Linked DNA regions of Homo sapiens: region 1 is linked to region 2. The links are chromatin loops, found by intact Hi-C in ENCODE. Cell type or tissue: PC-3. All regions are shown on one strand. Each heading gives the region's core, and the rest is flanking DNA. Links, peaks and the distances in the headings are about the cores only. Region 1 overlaps LINC01426 (long intergenic non-protein coding RNA 1426). Region 2 overlaps RUNX1 (RUNX family transcription factor 1).

What was found. Hi-C counts contacts between places; a loop is a spot of excess contacts. Peaks named below come from ENCODE experiments on the same cell type or tissue, not always from the same donor. Only the 100,000 strongest peaks of a DNase experiment are listed, where the experiment ranks them.
Region 1: it touches region 2 in a loop (8-fold over the local background); 3 of 110 quality-filtered maps call a loop at or near these places.

The regions. Positions count from the first base shown.
Region 1 is chr21:34,764,729-34,780,184 of GRCh38, forward strand. The region is part of intron 1 of LINC01426 (long intergenic non-protein coding RNA 1426); the gene reads left to right. Among named protein-coding and RNA genes, the nearest start is that of LINC01426, 27 kb to the left of the region's middle. In PC-3, for the core only: no CTCF peak of the experiment used is centred there; a DNase peak (open chromatin) is centred at 6,983; H3K27ac peaks cover 441 bases.
Region 2 is chr21:34,838,269-34,853,724 of GRCh38, forward strand. The region is part of intron 6 of RUNX1 (RUNX family transcription factor 1); the gene reads right to left. All of the region lies in intron 1 of RUNX1-AS1 (RUNX1 antisense RNA 1), which reads left to right. Among named protein-coding and RNA genes, the nearest start is that of RUNX1-AS1, 9.7 kb to the left of the region's middle. In PC-3, for the core only: no CTCF peak of the experiment used is centred there; DNase peaks (open chromatin) are centred at 7,673 and 8,493; H3K4me3 peaks cover 1,543 bases; H3K27ac peaks cover 2,175 bases.

The sequences.
Region 1 (15,456 bases), core at 2,716-10,715, 75 kb before region 2:
GATGGGGGTCTCTGTATGTTGCCCAGGCTGATCTCGAACTTTTGGCCTCAAGTGATCCTCCTGTCTCAGCCTTCCAAAGCATTGGGATTACAGGAGTGAGCCACTGCACCTGGCCCTGATCTCTGTATTCTTTGTAGCCCCTCTCAGTGGTTAGCATATACCACTGTAGCAATAAAGGAAGAGAGTTGTGGGGAGAATAAGGAAGTGTAGGGAAGAGAGTACCTCCACTCGAAAAGGAATTTTAATCTGCTTTGCTTCTGTTGTTTATGGGTGGCATATCACTGATGCCCCATAAAGATTTGTAGAATTAATATGTATCTAAAAATCTTATCTTGCTACTCAAAGAAGTGGAAGCCATAGCTCTTGCCCTCATGGAGCTTACAGTTGGTATACGATATAGAATGAATGATGTAATAAAAGGCAAGTGCCAAATTATGGCCCAGACAGTGAGTCTTGGTGATTGTCTGAAGGATGCAGAGGCTGCCATGGGCCAGCAGTGCTTTGTGGAGAAGATGGGAATTGTACTAAGCCTTGAAGGTTGCTGCTTCTGGAATAAGCTCAAGGACAACTAATTGAAAACACATAATTCAGCTTTGACAGCATGTCATGGGTGTCTCACAGAAAGCCAACATAATTCTTCCTGCTTGGTCAAGAGACATATATGTACAGTGTCACCAAGAAGCAAGCTTGATGGGTGAACTCCTAAGACGTTAGCTCCCCCAAGCGATTTATGGCCCAAGTTTGAGAACAGCCACATTGAATCATCAATCAGTGAGTAGTGATGTGAGACCTGCAAGTGTGTGAGGCTAACAGTCCCTATTCTCTAAGAGCTACCAGTCTGATCAGGAAGATCCTGACAGGCTCAGTGGACATATACATGAGCAACCCCAGAGAAATTCAGCTTGTCTGTTGTCTATCTCTGCATGGATCAGAGACTTACTTAGGGAAAGAAAATATGTGGGGAGATTATGATGAAGACCTCCCAAAATGTCCCGCATGGACATCCTAGCATCATATGGCCAGAACTCAGTCCACCACCTTCCGCCTCACAGATGCTCGAACTTTTGTGTTCTTCATCTCAGGACCTGATGACATCATCTACCTGCAAGTTGGAAATTTAGCAGTAGCCCTAGCTCACTGCATGGAATGTAATAGGCACTCAATCCATATTTCTTTTCACTCACTTATTCATTTACTCATTCATTAATGTATTCACTAAACAAAGAACCTACTCTGTAGGGAGGTGGTATAGAATATGGGCCAAGAACATGCGTTCTGGAGAGAGATTACTTCAGTTGGAGTCATGGCTCTGCCACTTACTAGCTGTGCAATTATGAACAAGCTACTTTTCTAAGGCTCGGCTGCTCTATGTGTAATATGAAAATAATAATATATCTCTTGGCCAGGTGTGATTGCTCACATCTTCAATCACTGCATTTTGGGAGGCTGAGGTAGGCAGCTCTCTTGAGCCCAGGAGTTTGAGACCAGCTTGGGCAACATAGTGAGACCCTGTCTCTAAAAAGAATATATGTATACACATATATACCCATACATATTGGTGACTGTCTGAAGGATGGAGAGGCTGCCATGTATGGGTATATATGTGTATATATGTGTGTCTATATATAGACATATATTGTTTTATATGTCTATAAATATTTTAAAGAGGTTATTTCAAAGATCATTTAAATAAGATAATCCATGCCAAGTGCTTCATAAAGAGCCAAGCACAGGGTTAGCACTTAATAGGCTTGTCCTTTATGAGGATTGCCAGCAGCCACCATTACTGTTACTGCTGTTGTCACTTAGCAGGAGTATGGCTAAATGCAGCCCTGCTCTTGCACCAGAGAAGTTCTGTTGTCTCTTTTCTGGGGGTGCATGTCACCCTTACCAAAAATGTGTGTGGCCCCTTTAATAAAATCATCTACTGGAAGTAGAAGCCACCAGGTAGACTTGAGTCTTGGGGAAACACAAAACAAAACTGAGTCCCTCTAAATATCCCTTATAGATCCATGCATGGAGGGCCTCTATCTGGATCCTTCTCAATGCAGGGAATGGAGTCTCAATTCCTTACCTCAAATGCCCCTGTGACCCTGGGCTGCCCCAGTCCATGGCTGGGTTGACTTCAGTGGCTTTTGTGCCCCAGCCTCATTCCCAACAGCAGGATGCCAAAATATGATCCTGGATGCACTCTGGAAACATTTACCACTTGCCAAAGGGAAAGGACGGATTCTGGCCTGTGTCTGACTAATTAATGACCTTGAATGAGCCAGTTCACCCATAGGTGCCTCTGCTGCATTAGATAAATTCAAGTGCCCCTCTATGCCTTATTCTATGATTATTTGAAGAGCTTTTGGGTTGACCTCCATGGGGCAGATGACTCACCTCCTAAATGAAGTTAGTGGCTGGGAGGAAGGGGTAAAACCGCCATAACTGAGCACAAGTTACTTTCAGGCACTCTGCGGGGCATTTTTTTCCTCCATGTCATCTGATTTACCCCTCATAATAACCCTATGAAAGGTATGTTATTAGTCCCATTTTGTGCATTGGGAAAGTGAGGTTTAGAACAATGAAGTACCATATCCAAATTCATGGCAAGGTGTGGATTTTTTTTTTTTTTTTGCCAACATTTGGCCTTACTGCAGTCTGTGTTCTATCCATCACCCTACGCTGGATAATCTGGCTCTAAAAATCAGTGGGGGAAAATGGAGTCTATATAGCCATGTTCATGAATTTAACTGAAGTAGTTTAAATGAACTTTGCTAAATTGTAGTCCAAGGCAAATATATGGTCGATAGTTCAATAATTCTGGGTTTTTAAAATTTTTGGATGACTTGGTATTATGATAGTAGCTATGTAATCTTGAAAAAAATCACTGCACTTACTAGTATTTCCATTTCCTCATATGTACAATGGAAACATGTACACCCTATGCTACCTCTGATGACTAAAGTGAAGAGTGAACAAGTAATGTACAAATGCACTTTTTGGATTGTAAATGCTATGCAACTTTGATTTAGTATATAACTTGGATTGTTAGATCTGGAATATCTAAACAACTACTTTTAGTTCCAATGTGTAAATCCATTTATAGAGGTTTTTGCATGAAAATATACAGAGAGACAGAAAAATACATAAATCATAACTAATGATGTAGCTTGATGGGTTATTCCAAAATGAACACACTCCTGAGAACCTAACACCCATATGAGGGATAGAGTATTATCCAGACCCTAGAAGTTCTCTTAAGCCTCCTCCTAACCACTACCTGCTGCATCCTTTGTAGAGGTGATCACTATCCTGACCTCTACAACATAGATTAGTTTTGCCTATTTCTGAACTTTATATAAACAGAATCATACAGTATGTATTATTTTATGTTTTGCTTCTTAAACACGAAGGTAACAGTTGTGTTTTAAAAAAGAATGTTTGTGAGATAGCCGGGTGCAGTGGCTCACGCCTGTAATCCCAGCACTTTGGGTGGCTAAGTTGGGCAGATCACTTGAGGTCAGGAGTTCGAGACCAGTCTGGCCAACACGGCGAAACCCCATCTCTACTAAAAATATGAAACTTAGCCAGGCGTAGTGGTGCACACCCGTAGTCCCAGCTACTCGGTAGGCTGAGGCAGGAGAATTGCTTGAACCCGGGAAGTGGAGGTTCCAGTGAGCCGAGATGGCACCACATACACACAAAAAGAATGCTTCTGAGATAGATCTTGCTGTTGCAGCAGTTTATTCTTAATAATTTTATTAACTTTAATTTTATTAATAAATTTATTAATTTTGTTAATAAGTTTATTAATTTTCAGGACTATATAGTATCTTATTGCATAAATACACCATGATTTATGCTAGTCTATTATATTAATTGATTATTAAATGGCAAACCACTTTGAATTTCTGGAACAAACTCAACTTGGTCTGATATATTATTCTTTTGTAGATTGCAGAGTTCAGCTTGATAATACTCTGTTTAGGCTTTTTGCTGATGTGCTTATGGGAGAGATTGTTCTGTACTTTTTCCCTTCTTCTTTTGCAATGTTTGTTTTAGGTTTTGGTATTAATGTTATTTTGACTTCATAAAATGAAATGAAATGTTATTTCTTCTAAACTCTGAAGAAATTTATGTAAAATTGGTGTTATTAATTCCTTAAGTGTTTGAGAGAATTCAGCAAAGAAATATCAGGGCTTGAAGTTTTCTTTACGGGGAGGTTTTAAATCATGGAACTAATTATTTTAATAATTAGTTATTAAATTATTATTTAATCTATTTAGAGAGTTTTTATTCTTCTGTCAGTTTGATATGTTGTGTTTTTCCGTGAATTTGTTCATTTTATCTAAATTTTCAATTAATTGGCATAGGGTTGCTTATAATATCTTACATCTATTTAATGTCTGTAGTGAAGTCTCCCTTTCTTTGGTCATGACATTGATGGTTTTTTTCCTTCTTTTTTTCATAATCAGTTTTGCCTAAAGCTTATGAGTTTCACACGTTTTCCAAAGAACTCATCTTGGCCAATTAAAATTATCTTCATTGCATTTGTTTTCCATTTCATTATTTCTGCTCTTATCTGTATCATTTCCTTTTATCTACTTTCTTTTTCTTTTTCTTTTTCTTTTTTTCAGACAGAGTCTCACTCTGTGGCCCAGGCTGGAGTGCAGTGGCACAATCTCGGCTCACTGCAACCTCTGCCTCCCAAGTTCAAGCTATTCTCGTGCCTCAGCCTCCCGAGTAGCTGGGATTATAAGCACATGCCACCACGCCTGGATAATTTTTGTATTTTTAGTAGAGAGAAGGTTTCAACCTGTTGGTTAGGCTGGTCTTGAACTCCTGACCTCAAATGATCCACACGCCTCGGCCTCCCAAGGTGCTGGGATAGCAGGCGTGAGCCACTGCACCCGGCCCTTTTATCTACTTTCTTTGAGCTACAAATTTCCCTCCAGGCACTGCTTTAGCTACATTTTACAGTTTTGATGTATTTTCTAATTTATATTTATCAATATATAGCATATATAATTTATATTTATTGACTTGTATATCTCTATATAAATCTGTAATATATAATTTATATTACATATATTTATATCTAATATATGTATTTCTTTAAAGATTTCTGCATAAACCCATGATTTATTTATAAGTGTAGTGCCTAATTTCAAAATGTTTGGAAATGTTCTAATTCCCTTTTAGTTATTGATTTCCAATCCAACCCCACTGAGGTTAGAGAACATACCCAGTATGACTTTAATCTTTTGAAATTTGTTGGGACTTGCTTTGTAAACCCGCATAGGGTCAATTTGTGGTAAATGTTCCATGCCATTTACTCTACAGTTGTTAGGTATAGTGCTGTATAGGTGTCAATTAGGTCAAGTTTATTATTTGCATATTAAAATACTCCATCTCCTTACTGTGATTGTGGATCTATTATTTATTTTTCCTTAAATGTTCCATGCCTTTTACTCTACAGTTGTTGGATATAGTGCTGTATAGGTATCAAATAGGTTAAGTTTATTATTTGCGTATTAAAATACTCCATCTCCTTACTGTGATTGTGGATCTTTTATTTATTTTTCCTTATTGTTCTGATAAATTTGTTTTCTATATTTTGGGTCTGTGTTGTTAATGGCATATCAGTTTAGGATTATTATATTTTCTGTGTACATTCACCCTTTTATAACAAAATGTCATTATCATTATAAAATGTCCCTCTGTATCCAGTTATGCTTCTTGCCTTCAGGACTATTTTAGTATTGATGTGGCTACACACACTTTCTTTTGGTTAGTGTTTGCATGGTGTATATCTACTTCCATCCTTTTATTTTAAATCTTTATCATATTTAAGATTTGAGAAAGATCTTGAGAAAGGCAGTGTGTATTAGCTATGTACTCATTTGTAACCAGTTACCCCAAAGCTTAACACCTAAAAACAACAAAACATTTAATATTCCACAGATTCTGGGAGTAAGGAATTCAGAAACAGCTAAGCGAGGTGGCTCTAATCCAGAGCCTCTCATGAGCTTGCCATCAAAGTGTCAGCCAGCGCCGTGGTCATATGAAGGCTTTACTGGGGTTGAATTCCAGTAATGCTCGCTTAACCATGGTTTTGCTTTCTGAGGTTTCAGTCACCCACAGTCAACTATAGGCTGAAAATATTAAATGGAAAATTGCAGAAATCAACAATTCATAAGCCTTAAATTATTTATTCAAAGTAATTATTTATTCCATTACTCTGTTAAATGTATACTCATATTTAAGTTGTGCTTATTAGCAGCATATTTTTTATCATGTCTCCTAGTCTTTGTCATTGTACCAAAACATTTAATCTTTGTATTTAATATAGTTTCTGAGATATGTGGTTTGAAATCTACCCTTTTGTCTTTGATTTTCTATTTGTTTCATTTTCTGTAATTCTTTTTCTCTCATTTTATTGCAGTATTAAACCATGTCCACAGATTCTCTGATAAGAAGTGGAACTTAATCTCTTTTTCCTTGAGTGTGGCCTAGACTTAGGGAGTCATTTCTATCAAATAGAATAAGGCAGAAATGACAGTCAGTGATTTTTAAAGACTAGATTAAAAAAGGCATGTACCTGCTTTATAAATTTTATAATTAATTTATATATTAATTGAGATTAACAATATTTAATAAAATAGAACTATTATAACAATATACTGTAATAAAAGTTATGTAAATGTGGTTCTCTCTCTCAAAATATCTTATTGTACTATAGATCTTAGCAACCTCGGCATATGATTTTTTTCTTTCCTTAGTAAGCTGAGAACTTTCACCTTTTCACTTAAAGAAAGCACTTTCTGGCCTCTTTTTGGCTTATCTGAATTGCCAGCAGCACTACTTTTGTGCTTTGGTGCCATTATTAAGTAAAATAAGGGTGACTGGGACACAAGCACTGTGATACCGCAACAGATAACCTGGTAACTGAGATGACTGACTACTAAGTGATGAAAGGAAGGGTATACAGCACGGATACACTGAACAAAGGGATGATTCACGTCCCAGTTGGCATGAGATTTCATCACCCTATTCAGAACGGTGTGCAATCTAAGGCTTCTGAGTTGTTTATTTCTGCAATTTTACATTTAACGTTTTCAGACCATAGTTAACTGTGGGTGACTGAAATCTCAGAAAGCAAAACCATGGTTAATGGGTGGGGGTCGGGGGGCAGTTACTGTATTTCTACCCCAGGCAAGACTTCATGTGACTGAAGCCCTGGCTAACACCTTGACAGCAAGCTCATGAAAGACTCTGAGAGCCATCTAGCTTAGCTTTTTCCTAAATTCCTTACTCCTAGAATCTGTGAAACATTCAATGTTTTGTTGTTTTAAGTGTTAAGTTTTGGGACAACTTGTTACAAATCAGTAGACAGCTAATACATATTTATTGCCTTATTTGGAATAATTTTTTATTCCTTTGCTCTGCTAAATGTTTGTTGATTATACCTTCTTTTAGTGGTTACTCTAAATTACAACACGCATCTTTGACGTTAAAATCTAATGTAAATTAATACCTTTTAAATCACTCATGGACAAGGCAAAGTCCATAGGATACTTTGTTTTTTCCTGCCTGTAGGGTTACTTTTATCACATATTTTAATTCTCTGTCTATTTTTAAGCCTCACAAGATATTTTTAGTGTTTCATACTGTTGTATTTTACCATCTCCATTGCTCCTCATTCCTTCTTGCAGTGTACATTTCCATAGGAAATCATTTTGCTTCTTCTCAAAGAATTCTTTTTATAATTTTTCTGTATTGCAATACTCTGGTGACAAATTTTCTGTTTTTGTTGATCTGAAACTGTCTTTATTCTGTCTTTATTTTAAAATATATTTTCACTGAGTAAAGAGTTCTGTTTGCAGTTATTTTCTTTTAGCACTTTGAAGATGCCACTCCATTACTTTCTGACTTCTACTTTTTCTGTTTAGAAGTCATTTGTCTTACAGTTGCTCTTTGAAGATAATATGTCTTTTTTCTTTTCTCTGGCTTTAACAGTTTTTTCTGTCTTTGGTTTCCTTTTTTGCTTTCTTTCTTTCGTTTTTTTTTGGAGACAGAATCTCGCTCTGTCGCCCAGGCTGGAGTGCAGTGGCGCTATCTCGACTCACTGCAAGCTCTGCCTCCCAGGTTCACGCCATTTTCCTGTCTCAGCCTCCCGAGTAACTGGGACTACAGGCGCCCGCCACCACGCCCGGCTAATTTTTTGTATTTTTAGTAGAGATGGGGTTTCACCGTGTTAGCCAGGATGGTCTCGATCTCCTGACCTCGTGAACCGCCCGCCTCGGCCTCCCAAAGTGCTGGGATTACAGGCGTGAGCTACCGTGCCCGGCCATGTTTTTGGTTTTCAATGCAGTTTTACTATGATGTACTTAGATGTAGTTTTCTTAGTACAGTCATGCATCATATAACCATGTTTCAGTCAATGACAGACCACTTACACATCAGAGGTCCTATAAGATTGTAATGGAGCATAAATAGAAACCTGATGTACGGCACTTGATGTTGGCATTACAAATCAAATAGGGGAAATGATTGATATTCAGTATTGGTGCTGAGACATTTGGTTTTTCATATGAAGCATATATATATGTGTGTGTGTGTGTGTGTGTAACTAAAAATATGTATACATCCAGTTTTATGTAAGTACACACTAACACACTCTGAGGTTCACACAATGACAAAATTGCCTAATGATATATTTCTCAGAGCCTATCCTGTCATTAAGTGACACATGACTGTATTTATCCTGCTTGGTGTTTTTAGCACTTTTTAAACTGTGGCTTGTTACCTTTCAGTAGTTGTGGAAACTTCTTGGCTATCGTCTCTTTGAACACTGTTCCTACCTATTCTCATTCTCCTCTCCTGGAATTTTGAATACATACATAGTGGACCTTTCATCATGTAACCTTACATCTCTTATGTTTCTTTTTGTATGTTTCTGTATGTACCATTTATAAACAAAACAAAACTATTTCAATCTGGTTATTTCCTCTGACTGATCTTCCAGTTCATTAATTCCTTTTTCAGCTTTCTGTCACTTACTATTATATTCATTCATTAATTTCTTAATTTCAGTTCAAGCATTTTTCAGTTGTAGAATGTCCACTTTCTTCTTTTTACAGGTTCAAGTTCTCTGCTGAGGGTTTCCACATAGCCATCTAATTTCTTGGATTTATTAATCACATATATTTTAAACTAAATATCTGATAAATCCTGTGAGGCTGTTCCTTTCTCTGTTGATTTCTCTCAGTTTTCTGTTATGTGTTCATGTCTCCTGGTGTATGAAGTAATTTGCAATTAAACACAAAGCATTTTGTATAAAAATTGTTGAGACAATTTGCAGCTCTGTATGTTTTGAAGTCAGTTGGTTTGGAATGACTTGCCTATGCAGATATTGGGGTGATTAGAGTCTGAGTTTCAGTACCTGTGAGGCTGTTCTCCCAAGTATAGCTCTCTGAGCACCCCAGTGGAAAGCCTGTGCTCTTTACCAGCACCTCTTTTCTTTGGAGAGTCCTTCACTCCAATTTTGTTCCTGCTCCCTGCAAGACATGCAGAAGTTTCTTAGCTTCTCAGCATCTTTCTGAGAAACATAAAATGCCTTGAGGAGAAAAATAAAGTAATGGACATATGTCAGACTTATCTCACTTCTCACTTCTTTTTAACTTTCCTTTTTTCCCCAAGATATTGGCTCCTCAAGTCCTTGCTACTTTGGTTTGATGTCTCCAAACACACACACACACACACACACACACACACACACACACACACACACAGAGAGAGAGAGAGAAGTGATTTAAAATTGTTAATTTTTCTCTGTGTGAGTGTTAATTTGTAACACACTATTCCACCACCATCGATGGAGGTAGTAATCTTTCAAAACCTACTTTCCACAAACCAAATAAATAACTCCACCTAACTTTAGGGCAGGCAACCTGGTATGCTTCTGAGAACCAGTTCTGTGAACACACAGATCATGCTTATGATTTCAGCCAGTGCATCAATTTAAACTAAAAGTTTAAGATGTTTATTTTTCCTCATTTTATTATTTCTCTTATTTGTTCTATAGTCATCTTAATCTGTGTAAGAAATACTGAAGCTGTCCAAAAGTTCAAATTTGAACCCAATGCTGAATTTAAAGGTGTTGCCCCAAAAAACATTAGGTAAACATGCAAGGATCGTCACTGTTAACCTGTTACGCAATATGACCTGGTCCCCAGGCTACATAATTTTAGAGTCATTCTTTACATTTCAAGCTCTGCAAGCACTTGGAGAAGTGGTGTTCTGTGGACTCTTACTTCTTCCTGACTTTTTGATGTTCTCTTTTGTCAATGTGACCAACCAATTTTGAATCAGAGCTACTGGCATCTTTAGAATGACATGTATGGTGGCTCAGAACTGTACCCTTTAAAACTCAGCTCCAGTAAAGGGAGATTCTGAGCATTTTAAGATGTTGGAAATTGAGTTGCATCCTGCATTAAAGGCATTTCTTCTTTATATAAACTGTAGGATTCTGTTAAGACAGAAATGGGGAGAGCTAATGGGCTATTCTGAAAGAACTACCCATTAAATTGTAAAGTACGGTATGTTTTAAAGTGACAAACCCAAGAGCTGAAAATGACTCTTTGATCTTTAAAAGGCTCATAAACGGTGGCAGCGTACTCACAGACCTATATTTATGTATTCAAATATTGGGAGGAAATCCAAGTAGAGTCTCAAGACTGCGGGACTTTGCAATTTAGACAAAAAGAGGCCAGGGAGGAGGGCAATTAAATCAAACTTTTTACAGCATAAAGCAAGCTTTCTTCCCTCCTTGTTAATCAATGAACTAGAATCTTGGTAAGGGCTTGCTTTTTAAGTGGGGTTTGAGCCAATCTTTACACAGATGTGAGGTATTTGTGAAGAAAGAAAGAGACAATTGAAACCACAACCAATAGTGTTTTGTTTTTGAATTAAATCTGTGGTTGGTGCCATTCTGTTTTACTTTGATGAAGGGTCTCTAACCATCTCCTACTCCTCAGTGCCCACAAACATATATCCCCGTTGCCTGGTATTGAAACCATTAGCCACATCCGGAAGGGCTAATCTATGGACAACATGCCTATAGCCTCTGTTTCATGGAACAACCCGAGAGGGCTCATAAACAACTGCAGGGACATTGTAAGGGCTTTGAGGATGGCGGTTGTTAAGAAACATTCAAAGAAAGTCAGATCACCATGTGACTTACACTGATGAATACTTTCAGCCTCAACGGCACGTTGGCGTTTTCCTCTGACCCAAATGATGCAACAGAAATAAATTCTACCTTGCATACAAGAACCACAGGCACTGGAATGTGGAATCCGAAGCTTTTCTACCTGGTTCCCCTGGTGACCACAGGTATTTAATGGTCACATTACAGATTAGTTTATGGGATTCCAAGAGGACTATGGACCAGAGCAAACTCAGTTGATCCAAAATTGAGTTTTGATCATGTTAGCAGTCTACTTCAACCAAATTTTGTGGATAATGACAAAATAAATATGCATTCTTTAACCACCTAAGCTAATAAACAGAACAACTGAATCCCAGAATTCCCCCGTCACTCCCCCTCTGCTACCAAATGTAAACTAGGATCCTAAATTTTGTGTTAATCATTTCCCTAGATTTTTAAAAGTATCTAGATATGCTTGCATAAAAAATACATCATTTAGTTTTGTTTGCTTTTGAAGTTTATATAAATGGAATCATACTCTGTGTGCTCTTCTGATTTTTTCACCATAACTTATCTTGCCGTATGTAATGGTAGTCCATTTTTTTTTTTTTTTTTTTTTGAGACAGAGTTTTGCTCTTGTCTCCCAGGCTGGAGTGCACTGGCGTGATCTCAGCTCACTGCAGCCTCCGCCTCCCAGGTTCAAGTGATTCTCCTGCCTCAGCCTCCTGAGTAGCTGGGATTACAGACACCCACCACCACACCCAGCTAATTTTTGTATTTTTAGTAGAGACAGGGTTTTACTATATTGGCCAGGCTGGTCTGGAACTCCTGACCTCAGGTGATCCACCTGCCTTGGCCTCCCAAAGTACTGGGATTACAGGCATGAGCCACTGTGCCCAGCCCATTCCTGTTTATCTCTATATACTATTCCACTGCAAGAACGTAACACAACTTATTATCTATTCTTCTGTTGTGGACATTTGGGTTGTTTCCACTTTTTGCTAGTACAAGTGCTGCTGTAAGCATTTGCATACATCTTCGGGTACACATGAAAGGAGTTTGTGAAGTATTTTTCTAGCAGTGGAAAACACTACTAGAAATAGTCTTAGGGATATACTAGGACTTATTATAAGTGTGTGTTCAGTTTTTTAGGAGTAATGTCAGATTATTTTTCCAATTGGTAATATCTATTTATACTCCCACCTGCAAAGTGTGAGAGTTGTCATTGTTCTTTATCCTCTCTGACATTTTCTATTGTCTTCTTTTTTATTTTTCCCTTTTATATCAGTAGCTAAATGAGATGGGTATCTAAAAATCTGTATCTTACATGTGTGGAAGCTGAGACTTGGAGATTTCAAGTCATTTGACTACGTTTATAGAGCATAGGTTCTGGAAATGCGACATGTGTCAAGGAGCATGTCACCCAAAACCAATTCATAGAAAACCTGCCTAATGATTGATCACCTAATGGCTAATTCTCTTAAAATTCACCTCTTTGAAAGTTTCACATCTGTAAGCTCTTCATGTAAAACTAAACACAAGGTAACATAATTGATTAAAACTAACTAAAAAAATATTAACTAAATTTTGAGAAAAGTATCTTTAGAAAATCTGGCTTAAAAGTCTCTCATTTATTCACAAGGAAAAATGACACTTGCTATTTTCTAAATGTGTGCATACCCTCTACACTCATATACTGAAATCCTAACCTCCAAAGTGAGTATCAGGAGGTGGGGCATTTGGGAGGTGATTAGGTCATGAAAGTGGAGGCCTCATGAATGGGGTTAGTACCCTTACAAACGAGGCCCAAGGGAACTCTTTCACCCTTTGCACCATGCAAAGACAAAGCAAGAAGTCAGCTGTTTATAACTCAGACAGCGTCCTCACCAGAACCCAACCATGTTGCCAGTCTGATCTTGAACTTCCCAACCTCCAGAACTGAGAGAAAAAATTCCTATCATTTATAAGCCACTCAGTCTATGATATTTTGTTATAACAGCCCCAATGGACTAAGACAACACCAAAATGTTTTTAAAAAATTCATTATTTACAAAACACTGTAAATTTGATGACTGCTTATCAAAGATTTAAAAAAGAGAGATGGCCTTAGATATATTGAATATTTAAAAAAGCAAGATGGCAAATAAAAATGGCACATGGAAATACTGCAAAAACCTCTAAAGTTGGATGGAATTTTAAGGGCATTTGTCAGGCACATGGATCACAGTCGAAGTGGTTTCTAACAAATCCACCTAGACATTTTAGGTTTGTTGGAAACTTGGGGCAGAGTTGCCGATGAACTAGCAGGGGAAGCACCTTATGGTAGATGCTAGTGCTACCCTCACACCTCCCCTCGCTGCCTCATTATTTTGTAGTCCTTGAACACCCTGAAGGGCTCTTAAGAATCTGGAAGAAATCAGAATCTGAAAGAAGATAAAGCACTTTTACCCCTGGTCAGTGCTTCTGCCAAAGTTGACTCATAGAAACCATTTACGTGTATGTCAGTTATAATTCGGTTTGTTTGCAGTGACAGAGAACCCCACATTTGAATGCTTTATGTGAGAGATAGATGTTTAACTTCTTTCATGGTAGATGAATCCAGACACAAGCAATCCAGGGTTGGGATGGGGCCTCCACAAAGACACTCGGCCAAGCTCCTCCTAACACCATCCACCCTTCTAGGGATGTGGTGCTCTTTCTCTAATCATCACCTCTTCATTTCAGGCAGTAGGGCTGGGGCAGAAATGGAGAATGGGCAAAGCATGTAAACTTTAAAGAAAGTTTTCTGGAAACTGCCATACCCACCTTTATTTAGATAACATTGGCCAGAAATTTGTCATATGGGACACCAAGCTGTGAGGAGGCTGGGTGGTGTGGTCTTTCTTCCAGGCCGTCATGTCCCCAAGGGAATCTATGACTAAGGAAAACCGATATTGGGGTAGGCAACTAGAAATTTTTACCTCTCTAAAGTTCTTTAATGGAAGAAAGGTACAAGTATTTCAGCTATATAAATCCTATTGCTTTTGTAGGTTTTAACATGCAAGGAATTCTGTTTGACAATCAAACTCAAGGCACGCACAGGCTTAGTGAACTCCCTCCATTCTTCACTGCCAGGTGATGTAGGGAGAAGGTGGAGCCAACACTCAGCCCACTGCCCATCAGCAGTAAGGCCAAAGGAAGAGGAAATTCCTCACCTATTAACATGGACAATGAGACCATGGGGAGGACAGTTCAAGGGTCTTCTGGCTTTGCAAAGGGTCAGATCTGGATCACCGAATACATGTTGGAAGATGGAATACTGCTTTCCTGTTAAGTCCATGTATATGGCTCTCATGCACCATTCCTGACAAGGGCAGACCAGTTTTTCTTCAGCTACCACAGTTTCCACCTGAGTGGATTCTTCATAGTTGTACTGGAAGAAATCTTGAAGAGCATTGAGTTCAGGGTTCCCTTCTGCCCCACTATCAGACTGGGGTTCCTAGATAAACTTGCCCCTCTCCAAATTTTCATCTCAGAGAATGGCCATTTCATGCTTCTAGTTGTTTAGGCCCCAAACCGTATTTTTCTAATGCACCATATGATATGGTTTGGATTTGTGTCCCTGCCCAAATCTTATGTCATATCATAATCACCAGTGTTGGAGGAGGGGCCTGGTAGAAGGTGACTTGGATCATGGGGGCGGACGTCCCCCTTGCTGTTCTCGTGATAGCGAGTTCTCATGAGATCTGTTTTTTTGTTGTTGTTGTTGTTTGTTTTGTTTTGTTTTGTTTTGAGACAAGGTCTCACTCTGTCATCCAGGCTGAAGTGCAGTGTGGTGTGATAGCTCATTGCAACCTCAACCTCCTTGGCTCAAGTGATCCTCCCACCTCAGCCTCCCAAGTAGCTGGGACCGCAGGCATCTGCCACCATGCCTGGCTAACTTATTTTTGCATCTTTTTTTTTTTTTTTTTTTTTTTCGTAGAGATGAGTTTTGCCATGTTGCCAGACTGAGATCTGGTTGTTTAAAAGTGTGTAGCACCTCCTCCTTTTCCCCTTCCCCCTCCTCCCAGCATGTAAGACGTGCCTACTTCCTCTTCACCTTCCAGCACAACTGTAAGTTTTCTGAGGTCTCCCTAGCCATGCTTCCTGTGTAGCCTGCAGAACTGTGAGTCAATTAAACCTCTTTTCTTTATAAATTACCCAGGCTTAGGTAGTTCTTTACAGCAATGTGAGAATGAACTAATACACCATATCTAATCCAACAGCACATCCTGTTG
Region 2 (15,456 bases), core at 3,810-11,809:
GATAAGGTTAAATTGCCACCGTTTCTTGGAAAATTTTGGTTAGATAGAATAAAGAATTTTCTGGCAGTCAACAACATATTAGTCTATGTTTCCGATATGGGTTTACTAGTTTTCTTGATAGATTCTTAGCAGAAAAATGAGGAAGGTATATACTCAGAAGACTGTCATGATGAGCCGTTGAGCCAAATCTATGCAAAAGCATAATACCAAAAAGATATATTTCTCTCTGTATATACATGTATAAAATTGTGGTTCTTCTAAAAGCATATAAGAATTTTATATAGTCAATTTTAAAAGGATATCTGTATTTCAGAAGATGTTGGCCAGTCAATTGGATACTCACTACATGAATCTGGATATAAAAATATGGGGTTTTCTTCCTTTGATTTGCTACTGTTTTATGACAATGGAAAAGAAATCAATGTGTGTAGAGAACAGCTTACTTTTCCTGGTATCACAGTCTAACCTTTAGGTTGCAGGGTCATTAGGATTTCAAAGTGACAGTACTGAATGTGACTCTTCCTGAAGCCCCTTGCAGATGGTAAAATAAATCTCCCTAATTGCAAACCTAACCATATGCTGGCTAATTTAATGTTGGGAAATATTCTTCAATATTATTTACCATACCACATGTATATTATATATACTATATAATATAAACTATATAATGGTATATAGTATGTCAGTATACATTCTAATTCATATTATATATGCATGCTTATATATTGTCCAGTGCTACGTAACTATGGGTAGCCTCACTTTCCCCCACCCCAATTTCTTCTCATATCGTTAAGCTAAGACAACACCACAAGGTTGGAGTACTTCAGAACTGGAGAATGGCCACAGAAATCAGCCTTGGTTTTTAACTAATGTGTGGGAAGTGAGGTTCAGAGAGGTTATGTCATTTGCCCAATCTCACACGGCCAGTTACAGGAAGAGGGCAGGTCTGAAAACACACACACTCTCAACACCCACCGACACACACACTCGGAATGTACACTCAGTGCACCTAGAAATTCAACACCCACGGACACACACACTCAGATATGTACACTCAGTGCACCTAGAAATTCAACACTCACCGACACACACACTCGGGATGTACACTCAGTGTGCCTAGAAATTCAACACCCACCGACACACACACTCGGGATGTACACTCAGTGCACCTAGAAATACACATTTCTGTGAACTCAAAGCGAACAGGGTGGAGAAGTGCACAATGCTTCATAGTTTTAGATCTCAGAGACACGAAAGCACTTGAACTTTTGCATTCTGCCTCAACCATCTCACTTCTGCTCCCAGTGTGTGTGTAGAATCAGAAGACAGCCCCAGCCACACTGTGACCTGCAGGCTGTGAGGCTGTGTTTCACCTGCTTGAGTGGGCAATGGAATTACCTGGGCATTCTAGTTTGGTAGGTTGGTCTAGGGTGAAGGGCCTGAGAATTTGGAGTTCTAATAAGGTCCCAGGTGATGCTGAGGCTGCCGATACAGGGAGCACGCTGGGAATATCTGCATGAGAGGGAGAGCTCCTCCTGATACTCAAGCTTCCAATGTGCATTACTACTTCCCTTCTCCTGCCTGCTTCTGATTTGCTGTGTGCTGGGGAGAAACACGCGAACTAAATATGCCTGAACTGTGTTTAGACTGTGTTCATGAGCAATGACTGACGGCCTCCTTTTGGTGATAACTATTTGGCCGTCTTTTCATTTTTTTAACTCTTCAATACACACAGAGCAGCTGAAAATGCCCAAACTCTGCCCTGCAGATAGGCCGGTGTGTGACCGTCTCTGTCTCCTACAATAACTGGGCACATTCTGTCAGAGTCACTGTCATGATAATCAGTCTGATTGCTAAGGTGAACCCCAGATTCTCAAGTAGGAAGTAATTTCTGCTGTGCCATCTATAGAAAGACTTTGGGGAATGGCAGGGAAGGGTTACATGGAACCTTTATTCCGTTCCACAAATGCAGCAGTTAAGTTCTCTGAGTGCCCACAGGACCGGGTGTTAATGCAGATGCCACAATCCTCCTCCCCTCTAGAGAAACAACATGGTCCCAGGGAAACGTGAATGCTAGAGTAGGCGTTAAGAATTCTCCATTCTAAATCTGCTTTTCTACCAACCTTTGCTGTGGACAAGAACAAGTCTCTTCATCACTGAGGCTCCGTATCTGGAAGCCTGGAATTAAGAGACTAAGAAGGATTACTCCAAGGGACTCTAAAAGCATCCACAACAATTACATCTGCTGCCATTATCTACTCAACTGGTTCTAAGCACGGTCTTTCTTGAACAACTTCTAATGAGGTTACGACTTTCAAAGTTTTCCCTTTTGTCTTTTTTCAGGCAGACACCTGGCTGCGGGAGCCACTGCCAAGTCTAGCTGTCAGGTTGGTCTCAGAGCTCTGTCTTGATCCCCACCAGGTCGCCCAGCCTGCGATCCCACCTGGCCTGCTCTATCTTTCTGTGTGCTGGGGGTCAGCAGCTTTGCACGAGGTGTCCTAAGAATTCACTCTCCCTCTGCCTCCAGCTGTTTCATCAGTGACCCTTTGGACAGTTAGTTATGAGTGACCTTGGACTTCAGTATTCAAAGGTGCCCTCCTCTCTCCCTTAAGCCTTCACAGAGCCTTTCGTGCTACCCTACTGACTGGGACATTCCATTCTGCTTTCACCCCTCCCCCTCTACCATCCCAAGGCTGAGTCCAGAGGGAGTGGGACATTAAACACACCTTAAAATTTGCTAGGAAGTTGTCAGAGGCTGCACCTGGGAAGAAAGCCACTCTGCGGAACACTCATCCAGGCTCTCATTTCCCAGCTTCTTGTCTGGGTTGGAAAACAATGAGACATCTGCCCTGAATGCCCACCTTTTCCATCAGTGGCAGTAGGCACATAAGTCTTAGGTGAGTACCTGTCACCCACCCCGCCCACACTCCCTGTGCAGGCCCCTGTTCCTCTAGCTCATGCCCCTAAGCCTCTTAGAGGTGGATGAATCCTGGCAAGTCCCCTAGGATACCTCCACTTCCTAGGAATCCCTTTTACCCACTCAGCGATTTCTAGAGGGGTGATGCTTTAGCCCCAGAGAATCACCAGCAGGAATAGCAGAGCCTTTGGTCGGAAAGAGCTTTTGTACTCTTGTGGGTGGTAACAGGAAAGCAAGCACTCACTGGGTCCACCTGTGTATGGGGCTTTCCTACTCTGGGCCTTCCCGAACCATGGTCCTACAGTGGCCTCTCAGGTGACATGAAGTACAGGTCATGTCACCTGAGGTCAGGTGGCATTTTCTTAAGCCTGTTTTCTAAGGCAAATGCCTCCTACTTGAAACTAGAAGGCAGATAGGTTGAGCTCCCCTCTTTGCTCCGGCAGCAGTGGCCACCTTGCTCTTGCCCCTGTGTCACTGCCCTGGGGCCTTTGCACTTACTGTTTCCTCTGCTCAGGAAGCTCTTCCCTGAGATCCCTGTGGACCTGATCCCTCCCACCCTTCAAGTATTTGCTGAAATGTCATCTTCTCCCTGAGGAGTTCCTGGAGATCCCCTTTTAAGTTGCAGACTATCCCACATCCAGCCAGTCCCTAGCCCTTTGGCTTAGGTTTTCTCCATAGCACATGTTAATGTTATCCAGGGTCTGTCTGCACCCATGGGACTGTAAAGTCTACAAAGACAGGGATTTTGTATTTTTTCTGCACAGCCATGTCTCCAGCACCTATAAAACCAACTGGAGCCTAGGAGGCTCACTAATGTTGGCTGAATGAATGAATGAGTACTCAGGTCCTTCATGATTGGTGCTGTCCAATCACCCTCCACTAGGTTGTGGGAAAGCAGAAATCATTTCAGGTGAAGGAAGTTGTAATTAAAGTTTTCAGCTGAAATGTAACTACAGAAAAACTTCTTGTTGAGAAAAAATACAATATCATAACTGAGCAGTTTCATGAGAATTGTCTCATTAGAAGTTGAATCAGTCCGGGCCTGATGGCTCATCCCAGCACTCTGGGAGGCCGACACAGGCGGGTCACTTGAGGTCAGGAGTTCAAGACCAGCCTGGCCAACATTGTGAAACCCCATCTCCACTAAAAATATAAAAAAATTAGCCAAGCATGGTGGCGCGCACCTGTAGTCCCAGCTACTTGGGAGACTGAGGCAGGAGAATCTCTTGAACCCAGGAGGTAGAGGCTGTAGTAAGCCAAGATCGCTCCACTGCACTCCAGACTGGGTGACAGAGGGAGACCTCTCCAAAAAAAAAAAAAAAAAAAAAAATTAAATCAATCAGGAAAACTCATTTATTTTCATAGTGAAAAATCAAAAAGAATAGGTCAAAGGCTCTTTTGCTGAGTTGAGAGTGGCACTCTGACATAAGCAAAGTCCACCAGCTTCTCCTGTTTCTTTGTAGTGAGTACCCTCTCACACGCACACACAGAGAGACATACAAAAACACAGATGGCACACATGCACACACATACACACATACAGACATGCATGGACAAACATACACACGGACACAGCCATACACATAAAAACATACAGATGCAGCTGGGCGCGGTGGCTCATGCCTGTAATCCCAGCACTTTGGGAGGCTGAGGCGGACAGATCATGAGGTCAGGAGTTCGAGAGCAGCCTAGCCAGTATGGTGAAACCCCATCTCTACTAAAAAATGCAAAAAGTAGCCGGGCATGGTGGCACGTGCCTGTAGTCCCAGTTACAAGTAAGTGGCTGAGGCAGAAGAATTGCTAGAACCCAGGAGGCAGAAGTTGCAATGAGCCAAGATCATGCCAGTGCACTCCAGCCTGAGCGACAGAGCGAGACTCTGTCTCAAAAAACAAAACAAAACAAAATATAGATACACATGGACACACATGTATAAACACACATACAGACACACATGGACATATACACACAAACACAGGCATGCATGTAAACACATACAGACACACACATACACAGACACCTGGACACACACACAGATATAAAACACACATGGGGATACACACATATAAATACACACAGACACATGTACATACGTCACACAGACACATATATTAAGACATGCACAGACACACATACACATACAGACACAAACCAGGACAGACACATATATACAGACGCACACACACATATACATATATCACACAGGGACACACATGCATATACACACAGGCAGATATACAGACATGGGGACACATATATACAAACATACACACATACTGACATACACACATATACACATACATACATATACATCCATCACACATCCATACATCCACTCACACACACACACCGTTCTGTGATCGCCCTCAGGACATGGGCCAAGACAAGTGTAGCAAGCAACAGTCAATGGACAGGAAAGGCTGGCCAACGCCAAGGCAAGATCAACAACCAATACAACTTCAAGCCAGAGACGCACACAGGCCTGCCCCTCCCCAGCCCCCCTGCACCATGCGCCCAAGACTCACGGGACAAAAACCCAAACAAAACTCTGCTCCCTGAGTCCAGGGCTCATTGCCACGAGCAGTGGAGTTTTTCGCCCACTCACATGAGACTCGGGCCTCTCCTAAAAGCAGAGCACTCAAAATCTAAATCTGCCATCCCCGGTCGCCAGGGCTCACTGTCCATTTCTGTCTGGTGACTAAGGAGGTAACTTGAGCTCAGGGCAGAGAAGCCACCTGCTGGCTTTTGCTCTTGACCAGAGGTAGCCCTCTGTGGGGGAAGTGGAGGCAGTTTCTTAAGAAGGGTGCAGACAGCTCCCAAATTCAAGGTTTTTCTTCTTCTACCAGCCTATAATCCCAAATATTAGCAACCCTCCCTAGGTTAAGGTCTTATCTCAAGGAAACCCCCAGTTACAGCGTAACTGAAAAGTAACCAGAGAGTGGTAACCACCAGTGACATGGATTTGTTGATCAGAGTAGCTCCTGCCCAGGGACAGACTCTAAAGAGAAGGCGACTTGCAGAAGAGAAAGAAAGTATTGGTGGCGGGTGGCGCACTATGGAGATATGAGCACTGACTCACAGAACGCTGCCTGGAGCTTCTGACATGGCTTTGGAGTTCAGGCATCAGCAGGGCTAGTCCTGGGGTAGACAGGCAAGACCTGGGGGCCAGGAGAAGAAGATCCAGGAGGCGCACACACACTGCTTGCGTGAGCATGTTACCAGCACTGAGGCTCTCCACACTGGCCTCCTAACCTCCCTGCAGGAATCTCAGTTCCCCTCCCGCAGCAGCAGATCTCATACATAATGGGCAGAGACACTGAGCATGTTTGGACAGGACCGAGGTAAAGGCAGGGCCCTTCCAAGGTTGGGTGATGCCTCCATAAATGCTGGACAAATAAATGAATGAGTGAGTGAGTGAATGAATGAATGAGTGAGCCCCTTTCCTGGACTAGATTTATTCTGGAATGCTCATCCAGCAGTGTGGAGGATGATCTCTCCTCCTCTGTACTTCTAAAAAGAGGGAAGGAAATTCCCTCCTATTTCTAAAAGCCCTGCCCCCTGGGCCTCGGGGACTTTCCCAACAGCAGGGGAACAGCATCTGACTCTGACGCTCTCTCCTGTCACAGACGCCAACTGAGGTTCTAGGCTGGCCTTGCAAAGCCCTTGGACAGATGGCTGAGCAGGTCCTGGCTGGTACAGAAGGACAGGGTACCCTGGCCACTCACAGCTCCTGAGTACTCACTAGTACAAAAGCCAACCGCAGCAAGTTGTTTTGAACAGAACGTTGACCCTCCCTCACAAATAAGGCTTCCGGTTGTTTGTGTCATGACAGCCTCATTCAGGCATCAGGCTCACTTCTATGCACTGTTGTCCACGTGCCAGAAGCAGCCACCTGCTGAGAAGGGCATCTGTGAGGAGGGAGACCTCTTCTAAAGTTACCTGAATGGGCAAGTGGCTGTTTGCCTAGACTCCCACAGAGCACAGCATGGTGATGAAGATGCTGGTCCCACTGTCTGCCAGGTAACATTGGGAGGGAAAGTTCTGTTTATTCCAAGACACTAGTGCCTCCTATTCACCTTGGTGACCACATTTGAGCCAGTTAGGAAATGAAGGAAGGGAAGGTTCCATCCTTGCCAGGGATGGAGACAGGGATGGAGGGCAAGGATGGACGCCCAGGACAGCCTTCTGTCCGGCAACATTCCCCCTCCTCAATCCTTTCCCGATTCGAAAGGTACACAACTTCCCCCTGGCCTGTCTACCTTGAGTCTCTGCCTATGGCTGCCTGGCCTGGTGAGACCAGCCTCCCAGCTCCTCTGTGTTACGCAGGCAATAGGAGAGCTGCCTTTTCAACAACTGTTTTGAACTTTCCTCTCCTTTTAACTCCTTCAACAGTCCCTCTTCTGTGTGAACACTCTGGTGTGTGAAAGCAAGACCTCAGCTCAGGGAGACAGCCCTCATAAACTGCCGCAGATTACCCTGTCTTTTCCCAGCCGGAGGGGGACCCCGCCCCACTCCCTTCCCAGTCTCTTCCCCACCCCCAACTTTTTTTTTTAACCACTTCTGCTTCCTTCATTTTCTCAGCAGCTGCAGCGGAGAGATATAGTAAAGCTACTGTATAGGATTTTGAAAGCAGGGCCTCCAAGAGCTTTCCAAACTCCACACAAGCCAGTTATTCTCTGCCTTGTTTTCTTTGGCTTCAGGTTAGTAACACAGAATGAGTCAAACAGTATTAACTTTCAATAGGGAAGTGGTGTGGTCAACCAAAGCTGTTTGCGGCTAGATTATGAAGATAGGTAGGGCAGGTAATGCAGAATAGCCCATAATACTGTGAGGAGGCAGAGGAGGGAGGCGGCCCCACTCAGAAACACTCCAACAATTAAGTCAACAGAACTCACACCATCTTTTTTTAGTTGGCTGAGGAATTAACACCAAGGTCTCTGACCAGCCAGCTTTGGGAAGTTGGCCATAATGGGGCTTGGACAATTGAGTACTTTGTGGGTTTAAGGATGTCTTTTTTTTTTTTTTTTTTTTTCAAATGTTGCCAAAGTCATGGGAACTCTAGTTAGGAAGATTTCCCCTACTTAGAGCATGTCACTCTGGCGTGGACCTTCATTCATCTCTTTCCCCGGCCTGGGGTTGATCCATTCTCCCTTCTTCCCCCTTCTCCTGCCCTGCCCCCACCTTCTCAGTCACAATCTTTGTCTTCCCAGTTTGGCAGGACATCCCAGGGGCCCCTGGGCTTTCCTTCCTGAGGTTAGAAGATGGTGCTTTGAAAGAACAATTGCTCCTACAACCATCAAATCAAACTTTTAGAAGCTGATAAAGACCTTAAAAATCATTCAATCTCCTCTTCTTTCTCCTTCTGTAGATGAGGAATCTGAGGGTCTAAGAGGAGACATGAGCTGCTGAGATTGACTGAGCTAGCAGGGCCAGACATAGACTCCACGGGCAGGCCCGCAGTCTTTCCACCAGGTCAGGCCACTCCCTCGCCCAGGGCTCAAGATTCCTTTTAGAGTTCAACAGAGCAGCTCCCGAGAACAGACCAGCCCTCAAGACTCAAATTTCAGTGGTTTCCAGTTCTTTCTCCCTGCACTCAGCTACCTATTTATTTTGAGACTGGCTGAATCACCCGAAGAATAGAACGGGTTTCTCTGAAGCTGCTCCCGGCAGCATGTCAGCAAATGAACAGGACAGCGAGCTGGCCTCTGGAGCCTTGGAAGATTCTCACCTCCAAGCAGCTGCAGTTTTTGACTCGTCCTGGGAAACTGGCACTGAGACTCAGGGGTGTAACATTTCACCTCCCTGAAATCAAATCCAGAAATCTCAGGCGAGCAGCATATATAAAAAGCCACAGGGGAAAAAAGGAATACGGACTCAGCAACTCTTAGGTGCTCTGAGCCTCTTCCCAAGCCTTCTGGTTCTGTGAGCATTTCATTGAAAGAAAATGGAATAACAGAGTTTTAGAAGAAAAACTGTATTTGGTCTTGCAAGAGAAAAGTATATTCATATAAAACTCAGTTCTCAACTATTTGCCAAGGTTACTTCTTTTGTTTCCAACATTTAAAAAGGGTATCTAGTTGTAGGTAGAGAAAACATTAAGATATGTGAATGGAAAAAGGTAAAATTTCTAAAAGTATGGATTCACAGTGGGGTCTGATTTAAATGTTTAAATTTTTTCTCTTTAATTTCTTCTCACCAATCCTGAAAGACACGACGAGATAATATCTACTTTCAATAAATCAATTAATTTTATTTAAAATCCCTAAGATTTTAATATAGTACATGCAAAACAATAATAGATTTTCTATTTTTTAATTATCTAATTATATTTATATTATCTAATTGACAGACTACTTAAAAAGCACATTGATATATATTATCTCAATGTGTCCTCAAGAACCCTGTGCAGTAGGCAGAACTCATAGTATTATTCCCATCTTATAGATGACCCAGGGGAAGCTTCTAGATGCTCAGAGCTTTGCAGGTCACACAACAGCATAGGTGCTTCATGTTAAGAAGCAGAACTGCATTTTGATAAAACCTTTAATTGGAAAAAGATCACCTCTCCCTCAAGGAAGTAGGGCAACATGGTTGACAGGGTTATGTTTCAATGAGGAATACATTTGTTGAAGCCAGTTCAGTGATGCAGTAATTGGAATTAATAATAGGTAGTATGGAAGGAAAAGAGAAAAAGCCCTTATTGTACTGTATTGTGAGGGCCAAATCTGCCAAGCTTTTTTTTTTCTTCTTTTTTTTTAAGTACTTGGCAATGGTAAATATTTGGCCCCCACTTGAACAGAATTCCATTTGTTTCCTCTCATAAGGTCTTTGGGACATGGTCAAGGGGCCTACCCGTCTAGAGCATGTGCTTTAATAATAGCAGCTAATATTTAAGGAACACTTCTGTGCCCAGCACGGTGCTATGCCCTAACATGAATTATTTTATTCAATCCGCACAATAATCCCCAACAGAGGGATATCATACTCCTGGTTTTATACCCAAGGAGGCTGAGGGTGGGGAGGTTAATCTGATCCCGAAGGGGAGGCCAGGCTGAATCAGGAAGCCAGCTCTGGAGCTTCGCCATCAGCCACTGCTCCAGCTCGCCTTTCAGGCTATCTCTTTTAATCCTCACATCCCCTAGCAAGAGAGGTATCATGCAGTCCATTCTACAGATGGGAAAACTGTGAAACGCAGTTTTAGACTTGAAGCTCCAAACTCCTTTCTCGCTCACCGAGGCTACCTGAGCACCCTGGTTCACTTTATTTTTTGAGACAGAGTCTCACTCTGTCACCCAGGCTGGAGTGCAGTGGAGCAATCTCGGCTCACAGCAACCTCTGCCTCTCGAGTTCAAGTGATTCTCCTGCCTCAGCATCCCGAGTAGCTGGGATTATAGGCGCCTGCCACCATGCCCGGCTAATTTTTGTATTTTTAGTAGAGACGGGGTTTCACCATGTTGGCCAGGCTGGTCTCGAACTCCTGACCTCAGGTAATCGGCCCACCTCGGGCTTCCAAAGTGCTGGGATTACAGGCGTGAGCTACCGCGCCCAGCCCCCTGGTTCACTTTTGAAACACTGGGCTATGCCTGGCGAGTAGTGTCCGAGAGGCGCGTGGGACGTGGCTCCGCATATTTCTCCTAGCTCTTTCAAATGAATGAACTGGAAATATCATACAACCACTTCAAAGGTAAGTGAAAATAAGGTGGTACCAGGAAAATATTCAAAGGGCCATAAATCTATGTAGTATCTAGGAACTTATTTCAAATGTTTACTCTTTATTTTAAATAATCAGAATATGACTTTTAAGCCATGGTGAACAAAAACAAATACAAAATCAAACAAGTATCAAATGTTCGACATTTCAGTATATGGAAGTACACTGAAAGATTTCAATAGCAGTCTGGGTTTTTGTCAATAATTGCTTTAATGGAAACTAAGTATATGTATATCATGAAAGTACCAAACCAATGTACTGCCTTTAAATAACTTTCTAGGGGTCTTGAGAGTTGGCAGATTGATTCCATTGTGTTACTTTTTGAAAAGGCAAACAGAAAAGAACTTTGCTTTGGGTACATATATATATATATAATATATATATAATATATATTATATATAAAATATATAATATATATTATATATATATTATATATACTATATATATTATATATAGTATATATAATATATTATATATACTATATACATAGTATATATAATATATTATACTATATATAATATATTATATAGTATATATATTATATATATACTATATATTATAATATATAGTATATATATAATATATATTATATATATATATATTAGCTTGGCTTTCACCTATGAATGTGAATCCAGAATATTTGGCTATTCATGACAGCAAATTTTACCAGTGACACGGCATAATTTACACATAGAAGTTGATGAAAATATACCATGTGTCAATCATACTATAAAAAAGGAATTTCACATCCAACTAAATGTCACTGGCTTGTGATATGTCTGATAATATAGCCATAATGTACGGTAATAGATTATACCTAATTTACCCTTTCTGTATTGCCAACTTTTCATAATTAATACTTTGATAGCAAAAAAAAGCAAACCTTCTCTAAAAGTTGCCTTTAAAGGAAAAGAATATGCGATGAACAGGAGAACACAGAAATTGCCTATCAGCTCAAATGAATTTAAATGCAGATATGGTGTAAGGGGGTAGCTTTTACTTATTTAAGCTAAACTGGAATTATTATTATTATTATTACTATTATTATTTTGGTGGTAGTAGTGGAGTTCCATGAGACCCAGTGTATCAAATTCTTACTAATGCCTTTCCTAGTTACATGGCTTACAGGAAAAAACAACAACAACAAAAAAAACTGAAGCCTTTGAGAAAACTCAAGGAGAAATTTTTCAAAATGAAAAATGGAAAGTGGCTAGGGTATGAGAAAAATTCTAAATCTACCTGAAAGCACAGGAGTTGATGTATTTTAATGTGCTGGGATGCTGTGACTGCCAACCGCAATCCATCTGAAAGCTGTGGGTCCATCCATCCCCATGGGAGACGTGCACCCAATGACAAGGCCTGACCATCTCAGACTGGGGCTGCCCCATCAGACCCCCAAAGGACACAGGCAGCAGGCGGAGCTGCCTTGCACACATGGAAGGGTCTCCAGTGCTGGTCACTGATTTAGGAAACTCAGTGGGTGGCCGGCCATGTTTATGTGCTTGCAAAGCTTGGCTGCGGGGAGAGATCCCAGGCACGCTTGGGAGACACACTGCATTTGCCTAGTACAAGAATTCCGACCCCAAGACACCTGCTACATTACACGTCACGTTTCTAGGACAGTGTGGAGACTTCTGCAGCTGTGTCATGCCTCTACTGAACAGGACCCATGTGTTAGATCTTAAGCACTGATGTTTGATGTCACCCACACGTGACTTTTCTTTCTGACTTTTTCACAAAGTGCAACATTTGGGGGCAAGGCCATTTCACCCGTTAGTGACTTAGGAACAGTGCCCAGAGTGTTTCCAGGGCCCATGCTATACTAGAAAAGAAATTTTACTGGGTCTCAACACAAAACGAAATCCAGAAAAATAAATCAAAATTTATAAATGTTTAATTAAATGTAAAAAAAAAAGTGTACCATTATGGCAACTTCATGAATTTTTAAATTTAGGAGCCACAGATCTTTTTTGGTTAAAGTTTTCTCATTTCCAGAAGGATTTCAAGACTAAATCTGAATTATACCTGTCCTCTTTTGAGTATGTATTGTGTGCCAGGCATGGTTCTAAGCCACAGAGGCTGCTGCATTCAGCCTTCCAGTGATGTGACGGTGGTACTACCAACTGTCCCCGTTTTGGAGAGGCTCAGTCAGACCAGCTGCTCCCCCAGGAATCGGCTCTCATAGTGTTAGCAAGTGCCAAAATGGAGACCTCAACCCCTAGTCTTGATTACATGTTGGTGGCAGAGAAGGCAGGGCAGCCACTTACAGCCAGAGAATTTCAGAACAAATTAGAAAGCCCTTTAAAAACTTTACAGCAAAAAAACGACGTCTATCTCATGTACCACCTGAGTGCATGTGGATTTGCCTGATGTGATTTAGGATGGCACTGCCCAGGGAAGGCCTGGAGGCCTCGGCCTCTAAGGGGCCAGTTTACGGGAACGAACTTACGGCTTTATTTTGCTGACCATATTTTGTTACCCTTTTTGCATGAGAACTAATTTAGAGATTATCTCGTCCCATTGCCTGGTTCAACAGGAGAGGAAAATGAAGACGAAAGTATTTAAGATAATTGCTCAAGTTCACACCCACTGGCCTGGTGGCACCAGTGTGAAAACCCAGGTCCCTAAATTCAGGATCCAGAAAACTTTTTACATGTTTGAAGCTTAAGAAACAGAAGCCTAAATGCAGACAGGGTTTTTTTTTTCTTATGGCATGTCATACAATGAATTCTAACAAGGACTGCAATATATTAGTTTAGATCCTGACCTCACTGGTGTGGCATTCAAATTAGTGATATGGTTTTGCGAGGGTCCAGACGGAAAGAGAAATTCAATGTAATGGTGTAAGTTTCTTCCCTCTTCTCTGCTCCCACATTGGATTGAGAAGGTGCCTAGATCATCTCTTTGGGTTTTCACATTACCTGGAAGGAACTCTTATTTTGTTTTCTTTCTATAGCAATACAAATGCCATCTTAGAAAATCTCAGTGGTGGCCAAGCACAGTGGCTCATGCCTTTAATCCCAGCACTTTGGGAGGCCAAGGCGGGTGGATCAGCTGAGGTCAGGAGATGGAGACCATCCTGGCTAACACAGTGAAACCCCATCTCTACTAAAAATACAAAAAATTAGCCGGGCGTGGTGGCACACACCTGTAGTCCCAGCTACTCGGGAGGCTGAGGCAGGAAAATTGCTTGAACCCAGGAGGTGGAGGTTGCAGTGAGCTGAGATGGCGCCACTGCACTCCAGCCTGGGCGAAAGAGCAAGACTCTGTCTCAAAAAACAAAACAAAACAAAACAAAACAAAACAACAACCACACACAAAAAACCTCAGTGGTTTCTGTATAAGACAGGAAAAGTTACCAAGAATACACAGGCCACGCCAGCTCACTCAGAGCTGCACCAGGTGGGTTACTGCCGCTTCTGGGACAGAAGCCCATTCCCTTCACGGTCCTCTTAGGTTCCCATTCACCCCAGGGGCCCTTTCAGACCTTAACCTCCACTCTAGGGTCAAGGAAGTCTGTATGCATGTAAAATTCTTCTTCTTGGACTGGTTTGATACTACTAAAAATATTCAACAGAAAGACATTCTAAAATTCGCTGGAAACATTTAGGCACGATTATTATTAATGCTTTAAAAACTGCCTTTGCCAAGTCATCAGGTAGTTGAGGAGCTTAACACAGAAGGAATTAAAAGTACCAGGGGGAAGTTCCCCCAGAACTTTCAGCTTGGCCTGAAATGCCTTTCAAAGTGGGGAGGAGGGGATGTGAGTCACGACAGCATTTTCCTCCTCTTTGAGCCTCTGCCTTGCTCCTGCTTTAGGTGGGAGGGGAGGAAGAATTACTTTCTAATTCCTGTGTGGATCAGGATTGCATCTAGAAAGAACTAAAGTCCAAGTCCAAATCTGATGAATTCAAGGGAAGAGGAATTAAGTAGCTCATCATTCACTACCTGGAAAATACGCTTGAAGCAATTCCCAGTGAGCAATGCGATTGTGGATTGGTAATTACAATCCTGAGATCACAGATCCATAAAACCATCTGACATTTTCATAATCATTCAAGAGCAAAGAGTGACACATCTTTTCATCCCCCCGGCGGCTACGTGCTGTGCACACGGGCCCTCCACGAAACCCTTTGTTAAAGGGGGACCCAGACTTGGACCACTACTCTGCAGGTCACTCCACTTTACCCATCTTTCGTGAAGGCCAACACCGGAAGAAGAGGTCTATGTTGTACAACACCCCGGGGTCAGGTCCCCCTTCATGCCAGGTCCCCAAGTGGACCCTGGTGACAGAAGCAGAACCAACTGCTGGCACCTGTGACCAGCATGGCCATGGCTGTGTATTATGAACTCTGGGGAGGTGTGGGAGGGGAGGGTACTTCCTGCAGCCCTGCCGGGGAAAACACTGATTCCCTCCTGTCAGTACAAAAAAAATGATGAATGCCAAAGCAACAGGGCTCTGCTTTCTTGAAGAAAACTGTATGTGACCCAGAACTTTACTGATAAACTCTCCCAATAAAAAATACAGGAATTACATTACCATGAAGCTCAAAAAGCGGCCAGTGCAGTTCTTAAAAACAGACCCTGGCATCGGTGCGTGCCAGCATCTGGACGCCTTAGTTTACATGCTGGCTTACTAGTTGCGTGACTTTGGGCAAGGTATACGATTTATTTTTTCTTCAATTTCCCTGCCTGTTCTTTTGAAGATTATATAAATTAATATGCGTGAAGCACTGTGAACAGTGTTGGGCAAATAACACTATTTAATGTTAGCTATTGCTATTATCGAGTATTTTTATGATTAAGAGAAAATAACAATGTGAACTAGGT